Regions from separate parts of the Homo sapiens genome. Here region 2 is linked to region 1. A link is a loop called in an ENCODE intact Hi-C map of the cell type or tissue named here. Cell type or tissue: heart left ventricle. All regions are shown on one strand. Links, peaks and the distances in the headings refer to the core of each region. The heading gives the core; the rest is flanking DNA. Region 1 holds the start of LOC105372618 (a long non-coding RNA gene). Region 2 has its middle 45 kb from the start of LINC01734.

Evidence for each region. Hi-C counts contacts between places; a loop is a spot of excess contacts. Peaks named below come from ENCODE experiments on the same cell type or tissue, not always from the same donor. Only the 100,000 strongest peaks of a DNase experiment are listed, where the experiment ranks them.
Region 2: it touches region 1 in a loop (9-fold over the local background); 2 of 110 quality-filtered maps call a loop at or near these places.

Annotation. Positions count from the first base shown.
Region 1 is chr20:40,456,049-40,468,101 of GRCh38, reverse strand. It overlaps LOC105372618 (a long non-coding RNA gene), which reads left to right and starts at 363. Exons shown (of 3, transcript XR_936718.3): 1 at 363-1,395; 2 at 3,661-3,782; 3 at 9,878-12,053. In heart left ventricle, for the core only: no CTCF peak of the experiment used is centred there; a DNase peak (open chromatin) is centred at 4,736.
Region 2 is chr20:39,263,918-39,275,970 of GRCh38, reverse strand. No RefSeq gene overlaps it. Among named protein-coding and RNA genes, the nearest start is that of LINC01734, 45 kb to the right of the region's middle. RefSeq lists an enhancer at 6,091-6,591. In heart left ventricle, for the core only: CTCF peaks have their summits at 6,635 and 6,835 (motif pointing left); DNase peaks (open chromatin) are centred at 6,860 and 7,340; H3K27ac peaks cover 2,053 bases.

The sequences.
Region 1 (12,053 bases), core at 2,759-7,758:
GGGGGGGGCATTAATGGAATCAATGGCTTTTAAAAAATTAATTTTCTTAATAGAGAGGGAGTCTGAGGCTCAGAGATTTAAAATACTTTGAAGCTGAATCAGGCTTCTATCCCAGGCCCTATGTCGTTTCCCTCAGAGTGCAGCACGAAGATGTGTGTGAAGGGTTTGGGGTCAGACCCACCTAACTTTGCATTTCACTTCCTCCATCTCACCAGCTCAAGGCACCAGAGCGAACTTGAGCAAGTTGTAACCTCTCTGTGTTTACTAATCTTGTTTACTAATCTGTAAAATGGGGATAAAAATAGTCCCTACCTCACTGGATTGTCATGAGGATGAAATGGTTGGCTTAGTATGTGGCCAGAGGTTGGGGCCCATTGATGTAAGCCATTATTCTTATACATGTTGTCTGTCTTCCTTCGAAGGAGACAGGCTGCAGACTTCCAAGTCACTCTGGCTTATATGTAATGCCCTGCTCTCCTTCGTCTCTTTCACAGGCTCGAGGAGACTTTTCCTGCCGCAGCACAGGCTGTTCTTGCATGCTGAGACAAGCAGCCTCAGGGTGCAGGGTGGAATTGCTACACCATCTCCCTTGGGTGTCTGTTATCAGGGATTGATGGCAGACCCAGCCTAGAGCATTTGGAGGTGGTCTGAGTGGGGTATGGGGTGAGGGAGTTTCCCAAAGAGCCAAAGAGTGACTTGCCCTTCCTGAAAACTGTGCCATAGAAAACCTAAGTTTTGCCTTCCATCCGACAGCAACTTCCTTTAAAAGCATCAAGGAAGGGAAACACACAGAGGAGGCGGAGCCAGTTGGAGCTACAGCTTAGGCCCTGAACTGGGATGCTGGTCCCCTGGGATCCTGTCTGGATTTACAGAGGCTGTTTTTTTGATCAAAATAGAGGCCTTAATGGCTTCCTGTTTAGACGTTATTGCTTTACCATGAGACCCATGGGAGATAGTGTAGCAATTCTACCCTGCACCCTGAGGTGGAAGAGATGAGGACACCAGAGTATTACCTTCTGAGGGTTGGCTGCATCCTGCCCTGCCTAGTGCTTCTCTGACAACCACAGCTACTCTCTCCAGGCTCTTCCCTCCCCTTTAAACTGAGGGGAGGTAATGGCTCCTCTGTGTTGCCAGCCCCCGGATGCTGCACCAACTCTTCTGGGTCTCCTTAACCCTGCTCACACCCTTGTAAATGCTCCCTATAATAAACTCTCCTCGGTTATCCCCGTTCAGGGCACCATCTGTTTCCTTCCAGGACGAGCACTCATATAAGTCGACAATGCATCTGCATTCTAGAAAATAATTCAGTGTTCCAGACAAGAATATTGTTGATTTTTGAAGAAATTTCCCATACCTACACTAAAGGAACACCAAATTTATTACTGTATCAGTGAGGTGAGTTAACATAAAACAATAAGTTGACTACTAAGAAATGTAAATGGCTAATAAACTGAAAAATCAGCTCAACTGTAATGAAATAAGTCACAAATAAATAAAAAAAGAGTTCTAATTTTTACCTTCTCAAACCCTGTTGTGGAGATGCTAAGTGGGTTCCTTAGGGAAATGCATCAAGAGCCTTAAACATTTTTATTCTTATGAGTCAAACAACTCTTTTGTGAAGTGTTCACTTAGGGAAGTACTCAGAGATGTAAAGATCTATGGACAAAGATGTACATCTCAGGGTTGTTCAATAGTGACGAATTGGGAACAATGTACATGTGCTACAGAGGAAGGTTGGCTTAAGAAACCATGCTCCATGTAGAAGTAAAGTGGTTAAGCACATAGTCTCTGGCATCAAACCATCTGGTTACACATTGTGCCATGGTGTGTGTCATCTAACCCTCGCCATGGAAGCTGTGCTTGGCAGGAGACACCTAGGAAGTGCTCAATGAACATGAAATTTATAGATAAAAAGTTATTTTCTAGGAAGGCCCCTCTACAGCCATTAGGTGGATGCTTCTGAAGCATATTTAATGATATGTAAAATTATTTGTGGCATAACATAAAATAAGGATAAATAAAAGAATAATTTAGAATTTAGATATAGAATAATCCTCATTATTTCAGCATGAAGGTATGCTAAAATGATATGAGCCTTTAGATCTAGATGGTATGATTACTGTTGATTTTGATTTTCTTTAGTTTTCAAATTATTTAAGATTGATTATTAACCTACTCCTTTTCCTCTTTCTCTCTCTTACTATGGAGACACAGATGACACCATAATAAGACAAAACGAAGTGGTCTACAATCCCATTTCCCAGATATCTTTTTGACACATACACATGCACACACACACACACACACACAATTTAAAACAGCTCAAAAACAAAATCCAAAATCTTCCTTCTCACCTACAATCTTCCCAGATGAAACCATTGGTAATAAATCCTTTGATTCATTGCAGAAGAAAGGATGTGCACATACCAGCAGATCCAAGTTCTTTTCAAATAAGCTTGTATTGATTTTATAATCAGAAAATTGTAGCATGTACACATTTAAAATGTGGGCATTTTTATTGTCAATCTCTTGAGGAACAGGCTTGGGTCAAATGGCCTGTCCTTGTCCCATTGGGGGAGGATCAGGAGCATAGGCACTACCTGTGGGGGAAGGGGGACAGAATCGGTTTTGTGGTCATTGGCCTGGGATGGGGAGGGGCTCTAAAATGCACACCTCTTGTTGGTCCTTGGTTTCCTCATCATTGGAATGGGACAGATCTTGAACACTGCACACCTTACTTACTTTGGGACAATAACCAGCATTAAGACACTAATGTTGATCCCCGAGATCAAGTATTGCTGGTCTCTGCTGGGCCTCCAGGAGCATTGCTACGAGCCATGTTTCTATGTCCTTGAAAACATCCGTCTTCAGTTTTTCCAAGGACCTCAACTCTCTTGATTTATCCAGTTCCCCAAACCCCCACCATCTGGATCCAGCTTCCGCACCCTTCCTCGGAACCAAACTGAGCACATTTTGTTTTCTTTTGCTCTTCCCTGTCTTCTCTAGTTCTACCCTAACTTCCCTAGAATTTAGGTCATTGATTGCACAAAAAAACAAAACAAAAAAAAGACAAAAAAAAAAAAAACCCAAAAAAAACAGGGAACCATGGGGTTGAACACTCATATTGGGCAATGCATATAAGGTTCATAAAATTAACTGGAAGCTGTCTCTTGATGCAGTTCCCTACTCATTGAACTCATGTGACTTGAATAAATCACTAAGACTCTTGATGTTCTGTTTTGTTCTTTGTGCAAAAAGAGAACACTCTATTGTCTTTGGTTCACAGTGGTCAACTCTAGAGAGTCTTCCATCTCCTGAGTACAGGGGAGAGGCATAATGGGCAGTCCACAGCAGCACTGAATCCAGGAGTCCCTGACTCATGGGAAGGGTTGAGGAATTTCTCAGGACCTGGGGTTAAATGGCAGCAGCAGTCTGTCCCATGGCCTCATTTTGGACGCAATGCCAAGCTTTCATCCACAAACTCACAAGTTCATGCTTTTATTTAGAGTGTGGGCATAGCACGGATTCAGGGTCAGAAAGGTCGAGTTGGATCTTTCTTGCTCTTTATTTACCTGCTAAATGACCTTATAAAGGTCCTCATGTTGTCAAGTCTCAGTGTATTCTTCTGTTACATGGGTCTAATCTTCCTTTCTTCTTTAGACAGCTGTTGTGACAGTAAAGTGAGACCCTTGTAGCAAAAGCACTTTTCGGACTCCATGATGTTAGGAAACTGCAAAACACCTTCTTCTGAGTCCAGAGACTGGAAAATGAACTCTTGTGTGGTGAGAATGAAAAGATCCCTTTCTTTTATTTATTTAGCACACATGAAACATGTATATGTATTCATTATACGCCAGGGACTCTTCTAAGTACTTGACAAATATTCACATATTTACATTCTCCTAATCACACGATGATAAATATACAACTGTTGTCCCTGTTTTCCAGATGAGAAAACTGTGGCACAGAAAAGTTAAGTAACTTGCCTAAAGCCACATAGCTAGTAAGTAGCAGAGCCAGGATTCAAACCTAGGCGCTATGGCTATAGAGCCCATGCTCTTCACCATTACATCATGTTAACTTCTTTGCTTGGGATGTTTGGTAGAGCAAAGATAACTTGAGAAGTACAACAGACTGATAGTGAATCTTAGTCCTGCCATTTAGCTGTGTGGCCTTGGGAAGGTTAATTAAATTCTCTGAGCCCTTACTCCCTTATCTATCAAACGAGAATACAAATGTCCATATCAGACAAGTTTTGCAAAGGTTAAATTGAGGCACATTGTCTGGCACAGGCACAATGAGGTGCACAGGTAATGTGAGTTGGATTTGTAGGCAGGGCCTTACCTGAACTCGGCCTTAGCCATTTACTTGATTATGGTTGATTCGGACTTTTCCATGCTCTGCCCACCAGCCTGCTGGGTAACCACATACTTCAGAGTGTGAAGGACCCTGCCCATACCAACTCTAACACTCTCAGGGTGTCTGCCTTGCAGATTGGGGTAGGGAAGCTCTTGTTCACATGCCTGGGCTTGTCTAACAATTACAATTTTTCAGGCCCAGGGTGTCAGCTCCCAGGCTCCTGTTTCCTTTGGGCTCCAAAGAGCAAACAGGGCCCTGCACTTCTCTGTCCACCTCCCCTTCCAAAAACTTACTGGTTAATTTTAGGGTTGGGGAGAGGCTCTGACGAGGGCCTGCCCACGTGGGGTTAAGGTTACCAGTGGCCTCTGCCTCTGGTCAGGCTCGCTGGGAACAGCCGCAGTCACTTCCCGAAGCTCAGTGGGGGCAGGAGCTCGGCCAGGGCAGTGGGCAGTGGTTGGGCACAACATTTCCAAGATGTTGGGAGCCCTGCCTCAGCAGACCAGACCCACAGCCCACATTTTTGCAAAAGAGACACTGTCTTTTATCAGGCATAGCCTGATGCAGTTATATTTTTCATATCATTTTAACTCTAGAAATGGCCCAGCATTTACTACTGCAAAAACTTAATCATGTCTGCCTTACCTGAGGCCCCTTTAAAAGATAAATGCTGACAGATTATCTCAATAATAAGGAAGAAGTCTAGTCACAGTTCTTTACTCTCCATTAAAGGTCTCGCAAACCACGTATTGATTTTTTTAAAGAAAAGAAATTGGAAGAAGCATGTACCAATTAAGAATAAAACTAACAATTTATTACCCTTAGATCTTTAAGGCAAATAGGGAGTAGAAAAACACTTGCTTTTTTTCCTTCCCTCTATTGAGACATAATAATTAGGTAACTATGTAAATAACCTTGTATTAAAACCTGAGACAGCCTGCGGTTACTCAGGCTTCTGTACTGGATCATAAAGATCAGTTACTGCTCCTGGGTTCTCTGAGTTTTGCAAAGCTTTTCTCCCTTTTCTGAAGGGCTCTTAGAAAAATTGTTTCCTTCCCTTTTCTTTTGCTTTGAGCAGGCTGATCATAAGCTCATCTTCTTACTTGTTTGTAAGTTTACTGAATGAGCTCTTGGAGTTTCTTGTTTGTTTCTGTATTCCACAAGCTTTGATTGAGCACAAACTATGTGTTTGTGTTGCTCTTTATATTAGATGATGAACACTGTTACAGAGAAACATTGAGCAGGCAAAGAGGACATTGAGAATTTCCAGGACGGTAACACTAAGATGACGACAAATTTTTCATTGAAGTAGAAACTAAAAACAAGGAAAATATTTTAGAACTGATCTGTCATGTACATGTCTGGCCAGGCCACCCCATCTTTTTTGTGTGTGCAATGATTCTCTGCCGGATAAATATTTGTTAAATATGTAAATAAATGTCTCCCTCCATCTGAAAAGTAAGCACCACCAGGGTAGGCATTTTATGTTTTTTACTGATGTATCCCACACGCTGAGAACTATACCTGACACATATCAGGCCCTCCATTAATATATGTTGAATAAACAAAGAGTTGTCCTCAGTTCATGGATTTGTCTGGCATTCAAAAAGTTTTTTCTAATACCTACTTTAAGTCAGGAATTGGCCTAGGTGCTAGGAACACAAACACGATTGGCCTGGGGCTGCCTTTTTTGATCTTTCAGACAAGGGGAGGAGAGTGAGTTGATCAAGCTAACATAATACTATGTTGTTAAGTGTTAAGCTAGGAGGATGTTGAGATACTCTCTTGCAGAATATGGTAGGATACTTCAGCAAAACCTGTGGAGTGAAAGAATCGTGCTTAGGTAAAAAAAGGATTGAGATGGAGTGAGCAATTGAGTTCCAGGAACTAGAAGAGGAGGTCTAATGATTGAAAGTGACAGAAAACAAGGAGCCAGAGAAATGGAGGCTGCTGCTAGGCCTCGGGTGAGAAGCAGGGAGTGGTGAGATGAGGCTGGAAGAACAAGCAGAGGCCGAATTGTGCAGAGCCTCACATGGGGTTCAGATTTAATTTAAAGACAGCATGAAGCCATTGATGGGTTGCCAGGGGACCAGGGAGGTCAAATTTCTGTTTTGGAAAAATCCCTCTGGTTTCTAGGTATAGGATGGATTTAAAGGAGAGAGCCCAGGCCAAGAGGCAGCTAAGAGCTTCTCCTACAACCCAGGGGAGATGTGGTGGAGACCTGGATGAGAGTGGACAGGCTGTGGGCTGGAAGAACCAGAGAGATTTATGAGAGAAAGACTAACGGGTTGGGGGTTAGAGAGAGGTCAGAGTAGTGGGCGACTCTGAGGTTTCTGGTTTGGTCAACTGGGAAGATAGTTTGAAATAGTTCAGGTGCAGTGTGGGAGAGAAAATTGACATGGAGTCCATATGTATGTCTTGGGAGACCGAGAGGTTTATGGCTCCACTGAAATAATTCTTCAGTTTACTCTGAAGACACATGAGTGAGAAGGAGGAAAAAATGCAATTTAAAAAGTTGTGTTGACATGAATGCACATCCACACCAGATATCTGGAGACAAAGGGCATGGATGGATTGATGTCCTGCATTGTGCAAACTGGTGTCTACTTTGTTCAAATTCAAGAATTTTATCCAAATTTCTATATTACCCTGGAAGAATAATTTAAAACACAGTTGGACCAGGTGCAGTGGCACACGTCTGTAATTCCAGCACTTTGGGATTGCGAGGTGGAAGAATTGCTTGAGCCCAGCAGTTCAAGAGCAGCCTGGGCAACCCCAGGCTTTTGATAGTGAGACCCCATCTCTCTCTCAAAAAACATAAAACTCTCTATATCCATAAGTTTCACATCTGTGGATTCAACCAACTGTGGATCAAAAATATTGAAAACAAATTTAAAAAAGGATGGTTGCATCTGTACTAAACATGTGTAGACATTTTTCCTTCTTATTATTCTCCAAACAATACAGTATAACAACTATTTAGATAGCATTTACCTTGTATTAGGTATAAGTAATCTAGAGAGGATTTAAAGTATATGGGAAGATGTGCATAGGTTCTATGCAAATACTATACCATTTTATATTAGAGACTTGAGCATCTGCAGATTTTGGTTTCCACAGGGTGTTCTGGAACCAATCCCCTGAGGATACTGAGGGACAACTGTATTGTCTTGGATGGTCTCTGATGCTGTAGTATCAGTCCTCTTTCCGTGGCTGAGAGTGGGGTGGGTGAGAAAGGAATTGGGCTTACTGTATTTTTCAGCACACTGAACCTTTCCTTGCTTTTTGAATCATTTCCTTTTACTCTAATAATTTTGGAAGTATAATATTATGAAGTACAATATCAATATTGCACAAGGAATAACCCCACACTTAGAATTCATTCATTCATCCATCCATCTATCTGACCACTCACCAGTAATCTTTCCTTCCTTCCTTCCTTCCTTCCTTCCTTCCTTCCTTCCTTCCTTCCTTCCTTCCTTCCTTCCTTCCTTCTCTCCTTCCTTCCTTCCTTCATCCTTTCTTCCTTCCTTCCTTCCTTCCTTCCTTCCTTCCTTCCTTCCTTCCTTCCTTCCTTCCTTCCTTCCTTCCTTCCTTCTTCCCTCCCTATCTCTCTCCCTCCCTTTTTTTTTGACAGTCTTGCTCTGTCACCCAGGCTGGAGTGCAGTGGCATGATCTTGGCTCATTGCAACCTCTGCCTCCTGGGTTCAAAGGATTTTCATGCCTCAGCCTCCCAAGTAGCTAGGATTACAGGCACCCACCACCACACCCAGCTAATTTTTGAATTTCAGAGAGATGAGGTTTCACCATGTTGGCCAGGTTGGTCTTGAACTCCTGGCCTCAAGTGATCCATCTACCTTGGCCTTCCAAAGCGCTGAGATTACAGGCATGAGCCACTGCTCCTTGCCCGAGTTTTTGATCTGTAGCTTTGAAGACTTGGCTCCAGAACTTCCCTTTGCATCCCTGCAATGTCTGGTCCATGCCTGTTTATTCCTTCCTTCTACTCCTCATCCTATGTCCCTGTTGCTCTGAACCCAGAAAACTTGGAGGCCCAACATTCCCAAAGTGCAGAGAGGGCTGCCACAGCTCCCTTGACCCACAAGATCATCGAGCTGATGCAGCAGGAGTTTATTTCACTTGACTTCAATTTAACTGTCCTGAGCCCCTTCTTTATATTGCCAAGAGATTTCCTAACAGATATGTAACCCGGCGATTCAGGCAATTATTCACGTATTCCCCCACATCATTAGTTTTATGGAACACTGCCAGGGGGCATATTTTTCTTCCCTAGGACTCCTGAGAATAAAGGAAATAGAACTCTTACCATGAAGTCATATTAAGGAGTTTATTTCTCAGAAAATACCCCATAGCACTTTTATAAAATCTTGTGCAGATAGACTGCATTTAGGAAAAGTATTATTTTTACCTCACCTGCTGCCATGAGAATTGCTGTCCAGGCCTCCTGCCTTCCAGGACATGGCTTTTTAAAAAATTCTGGGGTATCTACTGACCACAAAGGGGTGCCCATTGTTAGTGTAAGGAAGACATGGTTTAGGCTGGATCTTGTTGGGCTTGGCTAGGGTGATATAATTTAATCATCCAAACCAGGATGTACTTTTGGACAGAAGGGTGCTATTATTAATTATATTGGCATAACAGGTATAAATTAGGGCCATCCAGGCCCATTGGGACATATGATTACCCTAGACTTTGTGCTCTACTCCTCCCACTTATTGAAACTTTTCTCCATCGGCTTGATCGATAAAGTAAAAACCCAAAGCATTCAGCCAAACTGGGCAAAATATTAGCATTATAACCTAGAGTGATAGTTTTCTTTACTGACCTGGAGAACCAGGGATGATGGGGTGTATCAGCTAGCTCTTGTTACAATAATGCTGCACAAGGAATCACACCAAAACCCAGTGTCCTGAAGCAGCGTTTATTCTCACTTATCTACCTGCAGGTCAGTTGACATAGGCTGGACTTGAATCCATGCTACAGGTTGGGTCCAATTCTGCCTCACACATCTCTCCTTCTCCACAGATCAGTGGGCCAGTTTATGCGGGCTCTTCCCATGGAAATGGCAGAAGCAGAGCAGAAGCTTGTGAGTGGAGACATGTGATGTCTTCTAATACCCAGGCTTGAATCCAGCACACAGTTCACATAGTTACTTCTACCCACATTACTTTGGCCAAAGCAAATCCTATGAACAAACTCATGTCTCCACTCATAAGCTTCTGCTCTCCTACCATTTCCATGGGAAGAGCCTGCATGGAACTGGCCCACTGATCTGTGGAGACGGAGAGATGTGTGAGGCAGAGGTGGACCCAACCTGTAGCATGGATTAAAGCCCAGACTATGTCAACTGACCTGCAGGTAAATATACCCCTCCTTTGGTGGGGAGTATGCCAAAGGCACAGGCAGAAGATAAAGGTACAGGAAGACATAAAGAATAGGAACAATAATACAATCTATTACAGGGAACATTCGGCAAAAGGGGGTTTGCTTTTTCTCTCCCCAGGCCTCTAGTACTAGGATGGCTGAGTTTCTTCAACCTGTTGCATGCGAAGAAAGTGAAGCAAAGAGAACACAGGCCCTTTTGGTCTGCAAAAGGCAGGTAGCTGCCCTCATGACCTGACCACATAGAGGATGCCAAAAAGTGGGCTCCCTCTGAGAATAGCAATGTCCAAAAGAATAGAGGACAGAGAGATTGAGAGGAAACCTCATGATTCAGAATGGCAACTCTGCCCTGGCAAATATGGTGCAGTGAATGGAAAACTCTTTTCACTCACCAGTCAGACCAATCATTTCTCCTCTCACAGAATGGAAGGAGTGAGGGAATGAAGAGAGGAATAGCAAGTGCTCAGACACAAACTGCTCCTTTCTGAGGCGGGGAAGCAGAAACCCTTTATCTATGAGGATCAAAGGAAAAACGTCCCCAAATCACAGGCATTTCTGCGGGATGTGCATGGTCCCACAGAGCCCCACCAGGTGGATATTTTCCATGTTGTGAGTACCGGCCTTCCCATTCCTTTGTTTCTATAGTTCCTTTTGGACAAGTGCTGCTGTGAGCTTTGTGCCCTGTGTCATTCAATCACTTTCTACTCTGCCCCCCTCCCCACCCCGCCACAGTGTCAGGCCCTGAGCCTTTGCCTACCTGCTGTCAGAGCCCTGTGTGGCTTCCTCTCAGGTAGGTGATAATGGGGAGTGAGAGCTTTTAATCAGACAAATGAATCATGCTGATTATCCCTAGTTCAATCATGGATTACCCCTGCCAGGGAATCTCCTGTCTAGTGTTTAAGCCAATTAAAGGGCTCTGGGGGAGTCCTTGGCTGGGGGTTCAGGATCAGAGGAGGGCAGGCTAAGGGGAGGCACTGGGGAAGGGGATTTCAGGGCAAAACACATCTCACCCTGCAGATGATGAGGGGTTCTTCCCATGTTCAAGGGTGACTGAGACCTTGGTGTGTGGGGTTAATCACACAGATGGATTGCTCAAAGTCCACAGAGCAACCGAAGGGATAACCCATGGTCACCAGACCTTGTAAATTCACCATTATCTTCTCCCCTGCTTTTTTTTTTTTTGAGATGGAGTCTTGCTCTGTTGCCAGGCTGGAGTGCAATGGCGCAATCTCGGCTCACTTGCAACCTCCGCCTCCTGGGTTCAAGCGATCCTCCTCCCTCAGCCTCCTGAGTAGTTGGGATTACAGGCGCCCGCCACCACAGCCAGCTAATTTTTGTATTTTTAGTAGAGATGGGGTTTCACCGTATTAGCCAGGATGGTCTCGATCTCCTGACCTCGTGATCTGCCCACCTTGGCCTCCCAAAGTGCTGGGATTACAGGTGTGAGCCACCGTACCTGGCCCTCCAGTCCCATCTTTTCTAACTTGAGCTCCTGCAATAACTTCCTAGCTGGTCTGCCTACTCCACTCTCTAACTTCTCTATAGGGCAGCTAGAGTTGTCTTTTCTATGTTTTTATTATTTACATAATTAGGAAAAAACATTTAAAAATATAGAAAAGTGCAGAGATATTATAGCTAATATCCATATATTTGCTACTCCAAATCAACAGATGCTTTTCCTCTATTCTTTCTATTATCTATCTATCATCTATCTATCTATCTATCTATCTATCTATCTATCTATCATCTATCGTCTATCTATCTATCTATCTATCTAATCTATCTTTATTGAAATAACACCCATATGGAAAAGTACATATATCTTAATGTACATCTGTTGAATGTTCACAAAGTGAACAGTCATATAACTGTACCACAAAAAGAAAAGGAACATTACCCGCCTCTCCTTTTGCCCATTTCTTGTTATTCCCCCACCCTACCTGATCACAGGTAACCACTATCCTGAGTCCAATAGCATAGATTAGTTTGCCTATTTGTGAACTTTACAAAAATACAGTCATACAATGTGTGTTTTTTTTGTGTTGTGTTTATTTTGAACCTTCTTTTTAAGAAAGACATTTTTAAAGATAAACGGGAAGTCACCTGCATTCTAATTCTTCTAATTCTTTTTCCTTCCCCAAAGGCAACCAGAATCATAAATGTGATAACATATTTAGTTGATGTCTTTATATGTTTACATATTTATATAGCATTACTTTGGATGTGTTTTGTTTGTATTCAAATAAATGGTTTTGCAATATATGTTGGTTCTACCACTTGCTTATTTCACAGAATGG
Region 2 (12,053 bases), core at 3,939-8,938, 1.2 Mb after region 1:
TTACCGATCAGATTTTTAGAAGAAAATAGGGACAAGAAAGAAACACATTAATTTTCGAGTCTGGGTGAAACTTTTTAGCAGAAAGAGTGAGGCAGGAAGCTACTGCTAGTGAGAAGGAAGATATTGGGTTTAGTTGGAGGCAGGTCAGATTTTAGATACTCGCCGGGACTACATTTGAAAATGTCTCTAGGCAACTGATTATGCTGGAGGGTAGCTCCATAGAGCTCTCAGTTCCAAAGGGTCCTTCTTAGAAGCAAGAATTGGAATTTGGGAGCTATGTGCAGAGACGAAAGGGACAGCTTAGGTGAACAAGACAGATGGGAGAGATCAAAGAACATAGAAGAGCACCCTTGGGACATGTCAATAAAAGAGAAGAGAAGATGGAGACAGAGAGTGGGGAAGAGGCAGAAGAGTGGCATCTCACAGCAAGAGAGGTCATAGGACCCAGGGAAGATGGTACCCAGGTTCACCTGATTTTGGGAGCCAGAAAATAGTTACGACATCAAAGAAGAAAATTTCTGGAGAAGGGCAAGGATGTGAGATATGGACCAAATGTTAGAGATCACTGAGAAACATGAAAGTAAATACAAGACACTCAGAATTGTCTGACTTAGAAAGTACACATTTCTAACTTCACTACACCTAGCTAGAGCCCCATCCACGAACTGCCTAAGAACTTCCTTCTCCTGGAAGTTCTACTTCTTCATCTTTTAGTATCCGTCTTCTTTACATTTCTCAACTCTATTGCCAGTCTACAAAAGAGAACTTGAGCTGGGGCTTTATCCAACTTTGGGCCAGAAAAGATGAGAGTTGATGCACTGTTGGTATGGAGACAACAGAAATAAGTGTGAACCTCCAAGGGTGTTGGATGGAGGCACTTAGTCCAGCTGCCCTTCAGGCTTCCTCCAGGGAGAGTGATGAGTTTTAGTGACCTCCCATGCTGTGTGGGTATACGGGGTGTATATGGGGTGAGGGGTAGGAGATAGGGAACGAGAACCCAGACCATTGTCTGGGGCTGTAGGATAGCTAGTCCCTCCAGAGTGACCTGCCACAATTGTGGTACCTGGGACATAGACAGGGCCAACAAAGCAGGTCTAGGGGCCCCTGGAGCTGGACTTGGGTGGGCTCCCTCTCCCTCTACTTTGTCCAAAACTTGTGGTAGCAAATGTTGGAGTGGAGAACTGGTTCAGAGACAGGGAGAGACTTAACTTTGCTATAAAAAGTTCCCAGTCTGGGGGACAAAAGGGGAACAGAGGAGGAGACTCAAGTACCCCCTACCTACAAGAAGTCACCTTCTGGGAGAGAGAAGAATGTAGAAGAGGACAGGGTCCCATTAAAGCCCCAGGAACAATTAAGGCAGTGTTCCATGAAACCAACAGAAGACAAAACCTAGGACACCTGCCAAGGAGAAGGGAGGAGCCACTGGCCACCAAGAACAGGTGTGTAAGGGAGACAGCAAGTGCTCTCAGTGGAGAGCGGTGCTCCTGCAGGCCAAAATCTAGAGGTGGTGAAGTCCAAGGTAGCCTATGTTGGGAGGATGGGAATGAGGCCAGCTGGCCTTGGGAGAGTGGTCTGAGAGGGTCCCCAGGGAGAGAGGGAGGAAAGGAGAAGGAAGTAAAAGGCTAACTGTGTGGCACTGACTGGGGCAGGCTGAGGGCAACAGCCTTCTCTTCCTCCTCAGCCATACTCGGTGGTTGGTTTGACTTTTGCATCAAAATCCAGCTGATTTGTCTGTGGCAGGAGGACAGTGCTCTAGAGGAACCCGCACATTTAGGGGCTGTCAATCATTTGCTTTATTTTCTCCTGTGGTGGCTCAGGGTGGGACATCTCCTCCAGCCCATGGCATGCTGTCTTCATGACTTGACTCTGATTATCCTCTTTCTCCCCAGGCTTTGGCCTTCACCACCTGTTTTATGTAAGTGACTGCTGAGGCCTGAGGCCTGGCAAGGGTCCACACAGTAGGGGGACTCACCATGGTTGCTAGCTCAGCATTCCAGGAGCCACCCCCCACCGTCAGAGGACAGGTATGGTCGGCTCTTCCCCTGTCAAATGCACCCAGGCCTATCATACACTTTGCCTGGGCCTTGCATATGTGGGTGAAGGGTAAATGAGATGAAAACCCAGCCTACGCACCCCTCACCGGCAGCGCTGCATCCTCGCAGAAGAAAAGGCACCTTTGTCTAATCGGTCGAAGGTGCCAGGCGGACTCACTGCAGCCCTGGCTCCTCCCCTTCCCAAGCCCGAGCAGGAAGAAAGAATTTGTCAGGGCACCCCACTCCCCAGAGGTTCCCCAGCTGGGTCCTCCTCTCTTCCCTCTGTGCTCCCACAGGCTTAGCTGGTCCTTGTCAGAGGACAGCTGCGTTTTGGTCTCTTGGAGCAATGCTTCTCCCACCTTAGCGTGCCTCAGAGTGATATGGGGAACTTGCGAAAACACACATTCCTGGGGCCCAACCCCAGAATGTCTGATTCAATGGGCCTTAGGGTAGGCCCATTTGCTTTTTTTAACATGTTCCCAGATGATACCGATGGTGCTGGTCCAGGGATCCCAGGTAGAGAACGCTATCTTAGTTACACTCCCTGGCACAGCGAGAGGTTGAATCCTCCTCAGGCGCAGCCTCAGGGCTCTGCGCAGACTCAGTGTTCAATCAACACATATCGATTTTACCAAATGGAAGCAGTGAAGGGTGGATTGTTGATTGACTCTGGGATCCCATGAACAACTGGCTCCTTTACGTCCAGGCCTATTAAGTTAATAGGAAACTCAAGGGCGCAGGCAGCGTAGATGTGGAGGGGAGGCAAGGCTTGACATCTACAGCACTGAACTCCAGAGAATCTCCTTTCAAACTGCCAGAAATCATAAACATGATAATAGCAGCAACCACTTATTAATCCCCTGCCCTGTGCCAGGCCCTGTGCTGAGCTCTTCTTTGTGCAACCAACACAACAGGGCTACCAAGTCGGGACTGTGTGAATCCCTATTTTACACATAAAGACTCCAACAGACAAGCAGATCTCAACCCAATGCCTCATGAAGCACCAGGCATCAGGCCATATTCATTTGTCTTCAGAGCCTGCAAGCTTCATCATCACACTGAGCACACTGAGCCCTCTCCAGAGAGACAGAGAAACTTGGAGGTCGGAAGTAGCTACGCTTTAGAGAATGGCAGTATCTGCCTAGGAAGAGAATTGAGTCAGTGGAATAAACAGTCTGATTCCTAAACTGTGGTGTAGCACTGACCAGGTGCATGAACTTGGGCCTCCTTCAGCACCTTTGCCCTCTGAACTGTGAAATGGGAATAATAATTCCTAACTGTTGGGATGTTGTTGGATTAAATGAGAACATAAACCGAAATGCCTGATACAGTACCTGACCCTTAGGAGTGGTCCAATAAGGACCCCCTTAAAGCAGGCTCCTTTCTCTTCCTGTAAATATTTTGGAGTGACAACTCAGAGCCAAATTTAGCAATTTTTCCTGACAACCTTGGGGCTGGGGAGGAGGAGAGGATGGAGAGGCAGATACGGCAACCTACCATGCTGCAGGGCAAACAAGTTGCTGCAGTCCAAACAAGTCCTAGATCAGCAGAAGCAGGCAAGAACCTGGCTTTATAAGAACTCACAGGCCCCACAATCACATGCCAAATCCACTCAGAGGACCCAGTGTCAGGAACCGTGTCAGTGGAAAGGGGTGGGGTGGCTGTCCCTGAAATCCCTATTCAGGGAGTGGCCATGTCTCCTTTGCACACCCAAGGACAGAAGCTGTACCTAGAAGAGGCCACACTAAGCTCAGCAACTCAATTTGCTAAGGACCTCACCCTCCAGAATCCTGTAGCCTGGGTCTCCTTAGACCACCCAGAGGAAAAGGACTTGGGAGGCCCCATGTAGCCTAACAGGCAAGCCAACACAGTAGAGGCTGGTGGGAGACGCTGCTAGGTCTAGAATCACAGTCTAGCACTCACTAGCAATAACCTTCACTTCTGTGAAGGAACAGCAAAAATGGTACCTAACTTCAAGATTGCTGTAGGATGCACATTGAGCCTTTAGCAGAAGTGCTTATCACAGAGCAAGCTCTTATAAAATTAGCTCCTATTATCCTTGTTATCCTTGTTGTTATTGTTGTGTCCACACCTGTGAGGACATAGATAAGATTAAAAAATAACTGAGTCTTAGTTTTCTCACTTATACAATGAATATGTTAATAGAACATATCCCCATAACATTGTCACAACATTTAAATAATGTATGTCAAGCACCTAGCACACAGTAAGCACTCAATAAATGTTAAACATGATTTCTAGCTGGAGGCACAGATGACACCACAGTTAGGATGATCAGCTGTTCTGATTTGCCAGGGACTTTCCAGTTTTAGCCCTGAAAAGTTCCATGTCCTGGAAACCCCTCAGTCCCAGGCAAACCAGAACAGTTGGTCACCCTGCAACAGCCCAGCTGGCTGGGGCCTTCCCTGCTCCCCCAGGCAGTGCAGGGAACATTTCTGGCCCACATCAACTTGCCCCTGGAAGCTAAGCCAGGCACTGGGCTGCCCTCAGGGTATACGTGGCCCCAGGATTCCAGAGCCAGTGTTCTCAGGACGAAGTGTTCCAGCAAGGCTCAGAGAAGCTCAGAGACAGAATCCACGCCCACATCCAGGATCCTGGAATGAGAGCTCCTCGACAGGACGCAGACAGGCAGAGCCCAGGGAAAATGGAAATTGTCTCTGAGGGTCCTGCTGGACTCAGAGAAGGGAGAGAACCGTGTTCCCCCACGATGAATAATGCAGGGAGAGGAAGCAAGGGGCAGAGTAGTTGCCATTGGGCCCCCAGTTCCTCACCAGCCAGGCTGCTGCTGAGCAGGAAGCCTCCCGGCTGAGCCTGGGAAGCAGTTATCACTGGTGGGTGATTAAGTTACTAATCCTTCAGAGAGAAGACATTTAGAGGCCCATATTAAAGCAGTGCGAAGCAAAATCACATTCCGTTTCAATTTAGTTTAGCAATTCCCATGATTTAGTTAAATGAAAAGCAATTGTTCCAATTAATAGTATTGAATGTTATTCATCAAAAGTGTCAAAACAGCTCTGTGGCTGCATTAGTAACCCATTCTCTTGTCAGAGATATGGATAATTCCCCAGGACAGAATGGGGAAATGGTAGGGTTCGGGGGTTTTGGTGAAAGGTCAAAGTCAGAGGGAGTATTTACATGCACATGTGTAGGCTCATGTACATGCAACCTGTGTGCATGGATAGGTGCATATGTGAGCACATGTATCTTATATGCATACAGATCCAAACTGTACCCAAGTGTATATATTTGTATGAAGTTAAAGTGCATATGCCAATGTGCCTGAGTAGCTGTGCACAGGTGTGTGTGTGTGTGTGTGCACCTGTGTGTTCCTGGTGCACATATACAAGTATGTATATGTGCACATGTATGTATATGTGCAAATATGTGTAAGTGCCTTGTGTGCCTATACGTACATGTGTGCATATGTGAATTTATGTCCATGCACATGCACGTATTTAGATAGTTATACATTCGGGTATGGTGGTATGTGTACACAAATTATCCTGAAGACATGTTGCTATCCAAGGGGATGCAATGTGAGCATACACAGGTATGCATATTTTGGGGTGCCTTCATACATATTGTAAATATATCTGTATGTATCAGGGCAAGAGGTGTAGGGAGTTTGCTGCCTCGATGGATTAAGAGCTGAGCCATCAATTTCCATCCTTATGTCATAGTGAGTGATTTGGCTTGTCACTGGGACATTGCCATTCAAATTTAGCTCTTATGATCCAGAAACTTTTTCTGTCATGTGAACTGCTGCATTCTCAGGACCCAAAAGAGAGCCTGGCACAGAGGAAGTTTCAATGACATATACTGATAGAATAGATTAATGGATGGATGGAAAATAGATGGATTGATAAATGGATGAATGGGGAAGGATGGGCAGATGGATGGAAAAGGATGGAGGGATACATGGCAGGGTAGATAAATGAGTAGCTGGGTAGGTGGGTGGCTGGGTGGGTGAGTTGATGGAAGGATGGATGGATGAGGGGCTAGATGGATGGAGGGGATGGATGGATGGGAGAATGGCTGAATAGAATAAATGGTTTGCCATAGGTCACTGGGTCTATCAGGCCTCCCAGTAGTGGGTGCATCCCAGTCTTTTTCCCTCAGGGTAAATCCTAAGCTTCTCTGGCTTTCAGACAGCTCAGCTGAACCTCAGACAGCTTCATCCGGGGCAGGCAGCAGGCTCAGAGGGCTCACAAGCTGCCAGAATCAACCAAGGCAAAATACTGCAGAGTCAAGAGCAGGAAGGGCAGGGACTGCTTTGGAGTAGCTGACAAATCTCAGCTTTGCTAGGCTAACAGGAAGCTGGCCTGGCCAGGCAGGCCCAGGAGGATACAAACCAAAAAGGCCCCTTCAGGGGCTTGTATACCCCAAGCCAGGGTTCCTGCATCTGGCTTTTGTGCTGGGGCTGCAGCTGCCAGCTCCTGACCCTATCCCCAGGCCTGTCCTTCTCTGTCACTGTTCTTCCTGCTCCTTGCATCTTCCACAGCAGGGGGAAGCCACGTGCCCATCCCCATCCAGACGCAGATGCGGCTCATCACAGTTCCATCACCCCAGACTAGGATGATACAGGGAATCTACGGATAGCTTCCCATCACTGCTGTCCTTGCTTCCCAGACTCCCCTGGGTGTTGGTTCTCTCTGGAGCTGACCAGACCCTGGAGGGGGCCCCAAGACCCCAAGCGGGTCAGTTTTTGTGGCTGTCAGTCCTCCCACCATCCTTTTGAGCATTGACAGGGTTTTGCCTGGCCCACCTGCTGTCGGGGCCTGCCCCCTAGTGGCTGACTCTGCCCCATACACTGCCCTACCCCAGGGCACCAGCTCTGAGCCTGGTGGCCCCCTCAGCCAGCCTCAGCCAAGAAAGGAGCGCTGAGTCTTTGCAAAAGCTCCACCATGGCCCCATTTCTCCCTTTTCAGCCATGGACACGGTGGGGCCAGATCTCTCCACACGCACACAGTACTGGCTTCCCTGAGTCTGCATTGCCCCCAGTCTGTCTGCAAGTGTCCATCCATCCGGATGGTGATTAAGCACGAACAGGAAGAGTTAGGATGTGATCCCTGAACCCAGGAGGCTCATAAAGACAATAGCTGGGACAATAGCAAGAGGCACTGGGCGTCCTGTCTATTTTGGGGAGGCCCCAAGCATGGCTGGCCAAAACCAAGGGCATCCTGAGGCTCATTAATCTGTGTGGGAGTTATGAAGACAGGATAGAGGGTCCAGGAGGCCTTCCGCCAGTCGTTTCCTCCCAGCCCACCGGCTCTGCTCCATACTCCACACGCGGAGCCCCTGGCCCCAGCCTCCAGAGACCCAGCCTTGCCAGCTCTCTGCGGTAGACCCAGCTCCCTTCCTCTCCTTTCAAAGACTTGTACTGAGAGATTAGAGGCCCTGGCCTTTCTGGGATCCACTCTTTGTTTTCTCCCTGAGGGAGGCAAAGGAAGAAGTAAAACACTATCAGCCTCATCCAGGCTGAGGCAATGGAGAAACTGCCTTGAAATATCCTTCTGGTGCTCTGTTCCCACGGCCTGGCCTCCTTGGAGCCCAGGAGTAGCAAAAGGTTAATTGCTAGGGTGTTGGGCCCAAGCAGTCGGCTGGAGGAGCCAGAAAGCCAACTGTTAAATATGCAGTTGTTACATATGCCTCTCTCCTTTCCCTTCTCCCTCTATCCTTCTCTCCCAATCACTAAACGGTTGCTAGCTTGAAATCAGACATGATGTAAGCAAATGCCTCTCTCTCTTCCCTTCTCCCTCTATCCTTCTCTCCCAATTGCTAAACAGTTGCTAGCTTGAAATCAGACATAGTGTAAGTATTTACACCACAGAAACTGGCAAACACTGTAAAACAAACCAGTACCATCAAGGCAGTCGTGAAGCCCCACTTTCCTGGTCCCAGGATGAAAGTCAGACACCCAATTGACTTGGTTGGAAACCATCACTTGTGACAGTTTTAGGGCCACAGAGGCTGGAGTACACACCAGCATATTGTTCCCAGCACCCTAACCTTATTCCACCTGCCCTTGCAGTCTCTGACCCTGGATGGTACTAGGACATGAGATCAGTCTGAAGAGTCAGGAGACCTGGATTCTACCGCAGATGCTGCCCCTGTCACTTTACCTCACTGATTCTTTATTTTTCAACAGGAAAATGGAGCAGTAATAACCCACTGTAGGACTCAAACTTCATTGGGTTGTTGTGAGAATTGAATAGACTATTGCACGTGAAGCACTTAGCACATTGAGAGTATTGTGGGACCTGGTTGATAGTAACTATTCGATAAAAGTCAGCTGTTGTCACCATTATTGTTATTAACATTACTTTCCTCATGAGTGTTTTAAGGCTAAAATAAAATAATAGCTATAAAAACATCTGCATGATTTTTTGTCTTTAAAATGTTTCCAGTAATGTAAACCAAAAGTGGCCTGGATGTCTCCTTCAACTTTTCCTATGCCCAGGTTCATCTAAGCACAATGCTTGGCCAATGAATGGCAGGTGACCAACCATACAGCTTAGACATTTTAGGAACTATGACATTTCTAACACGATAAAGGAGTCCTGGTCCTTTGCTTGTTCACCTAGGGTATATATCTTATTGTAAATTGTTGCGAACCTAATTTTTGGAGCTGAGGTGTGGTATCTACTCAAATCCTCAGAGAAACGATGGCTTTACCAGCACCTTCTCTGGAGTCATGTCAAAAGCGAACCACAAGGTCAGAAAAGCTGAGTCATGTTTTCCCCAGGAAAGACCACCTCTGACCCTTGGGTGAATGGAGCATCTCATCATTGCTCTTCAACCATGCAGAAACACCTCATGCAAGTTCAGAGGCACCAAAGACTATCACCAGCTCTGTCCTTGTCTCATATCTGCTCCAGCAGACCCTGTGTTTGGGGGACCCAGCAGGGTAGAGGGTGGTGAGCTAAGGAGAAGAGATTAAATAATGCAAGAGATTCTCCTGGGTTCAAACCCATGTTTGTGCAGCCGTGAGCAAATGCTTTCATTTCGTTGAGCCTCAGTTTTCTTATCTGTAATATAAGGATAATTATTCTGACCTCAAAATGCTATAGAGTAAGTCCATGTGGCAATGTAGATGAGAAATCCTGGTACACAATTACTACTCAGAAGCTGCTTGTTTTCAGTCTACCTTATCACTATGCAGAGTTTTTTGTGTAAGGGCCCAAAAATAATGGTACTAGCTACAGTTATTTACTGCTTATTGCCCCAGCAGAGGCCTGGTCCCAAGGCGGCAAAAGTTCACCTCTCAGCTACTCATTTAGGCCTATTGCTGTGGTACACATAGGACCTTTATTTTAGGGATCATTCATAAATCCAGCTTTCCAGCAGGGTAACAGATAGGTAACATTAGCTAACAGTAGCTGATCCACACAAGAACAAGATGCTTTGAACAAGAAGACGAAGACTCCAAAACCTCAAATCTTTGGACAAGACCAAAATCATAAAAAGCTTTACATCATCAGTACTTGAGGAGAAAGAGACCAATTGAAGCCCCAATTCCTCCCAGATTTATGTATCTGTTTGAACATGTGTGCATGTAGGCCTGTGACCTGTGTGTATACACATGTATGTGCATGGGCACAGTTATAAATGCAAGTTTGCACCTGTGGCTTCTTATGAAAGTACATGTTCTGTGTACTTCCTGGGCATGTGTATATACAAGGGAACAGGTACATGTACATGTGTGTACACATGCATGTGCATTTTTATGTGTAGACCTGAGTGTTTGTGTATCTGTGCTGGTGCATGCAAGTGTGGGGTTACATTTACAAATGAGTGAAATGGTAGCTGCGTGTTCCTATGTGTGCCTCTCTGGCTGCAGACAATGTACAGATGGCTGCAGGCGAATGAATGTGTCAGTGTGTACATATGCACGTGGGTGCATTTTTAAGAACAGATAGTACAAATAAACAGCATAAACAAGATGGTTGGGAGGAGGTGGGGTTTTAAATACTTAGGAAGACAAACAACCCCATAAGGACTTTGGAAGCACTCATTATGTACAAATAATGTATATGCTAATTACAAATTACTCTTTTCTGCTCATTAAAGCAGAACTGCTGCACTTTATTAGTTCAGTTCTGGTTACTCTACACACTTGAAAGTAATAAAAATGACTCTGGGGTCAGGAAGACACATGCATAGGGCAAAGGGAGCCACTCAGGCAATGTGAATGGTCACTCAGGCCAGGGGCCAGGGCATTGAGGACTCCTCCCTGTCCCTCCCACTGCCATGTTCAGTCGGTCACCAAATTCAGTCAAACCTACCTCCTTTCCTTCATCTCCAGTAACACTGAGCTGATTCAGGCCCCATACCTCTTCCCTGACACCTCCTGGACAGCTGCACACACTGCCTCCCACTAGTCTCCCTAGCTTAAGTCTCCCCGCTTCCAGTTTATCCCCCAAGATGCTACTGGCAAATCCACTCACTTAAAATCGCCCTCTGCTTTCCCATCACCACTGGATAAAGCTCCAACCCCATAGCTTGTCCAACCATGACCCGGCTCCTAAACACCTCTGTGGCCTCATCTCCCTGCACTTCACAACCGACAACATTCAGTGACTCCCAGACAGTTTCCTGAGTCCCTCCTTCCTGTGGTTGAGACTTCTGGGTCTGGGCACACATTTTTCCCCAATCCCTAAAGTCCTCTCTTTACTATTCCTGCTCCACTGGCTGGATTGCAAGGTGGGCTCCTATTTCATATGGCAAAACTCTGCTCTGGGAAACCATCCCCTAGTGTGTCTACCATATCACTAATTCCTCCACTTGCCTTACTCTGTCCTTTGCATCCAAGCATTTTGTTTCCTTATTGCCTATCTTCCTCCCCCACTAGACTGCAAGCAGGGGTCTTGCTTTATTGACTGCTAATTGCATGCCCAGCACCTACAACAGTTGCTAGCATACAACAGACATTCAACAAATATGTGCTGAATGAAAAATTAATTAAAATCTGTATTATACTGCTCTTCATATCATCACTGTAACTGTTATAATCTGCTTCACCCCTTGCAATTAGGGTTTTAAAATTATTACTAAACACTGGCTTGAGCTCCCCTGCACCTCTTCACCCTAGGACCTCGGCTCTTGGATAACTCCCAGTTCTTCTGTTAGTCATCCCTGCGCTTTCCACAGGCCTGAGCAGCTAGAACTCAGGTGCGCCACCTAGAGGCTGCAAGGTAAAACAACTCAGAAACAGAAGGCACCAGAAGCAGGCTTTTCTGTGGGATGCAGGGAGCAGTCACTGGGGTTATTTCCATCTGAGGATGAGTCAGAAGAGGTTCCCAGTCTCAGCTCAGGTGATATGTGCAGCACTAGTTTTTGTCACACATTCTAAGTCCTGATCACAAGTGCAGGCTCCTCCCACCTCAACCCTTCCTACTGTGTTCTCCCTTTGTGTGCCCCTCCTGCTCAGCAGACTTCTGCCCTACCCATTTAATTCAATCAAAGTAGTCCTCATAACCTGGAAAGTCAAAAATTTTGTTCCTTCTCTGATGCTCTATTTCTCGTATGAAACACAATTAAACACAAATTAAAACAATGATGTACCACTTCTCACTCTTCATATTTAAGTATTTGTGAGTTGCGGTGAAAATGTAAGAAAATGAAAATTCTGATAACTCTTGATGGAAGTATAAATTGATGAAAACCGTTGTAAAAAAAATGGCAAAATCTGGTAAAGATACACTGTGAGCTGAACATTTATGTTCCCCCAAAGTCATATGTTGAAATCCTCATCCCCCAAGGTGATGGTAAGAGAATGTGGAGACTTTGGAAAGTGATTAGGTCATGGAGGTGGAACCTCAGAAATGGGATTAGTGCTCTTATAAAAGAAACCCAAGACAGACCCCTTACCACTTCCACCATGTGCAGTTGGAGTGGAAAGAAGACTGTCTATGAGAAAGTGGACCCTCACCACACCCTAAATCTGCCAGTTCCTTGATCTTGGACTTCCTAGATGCCAGAACTGTAAGAAACTTCTGC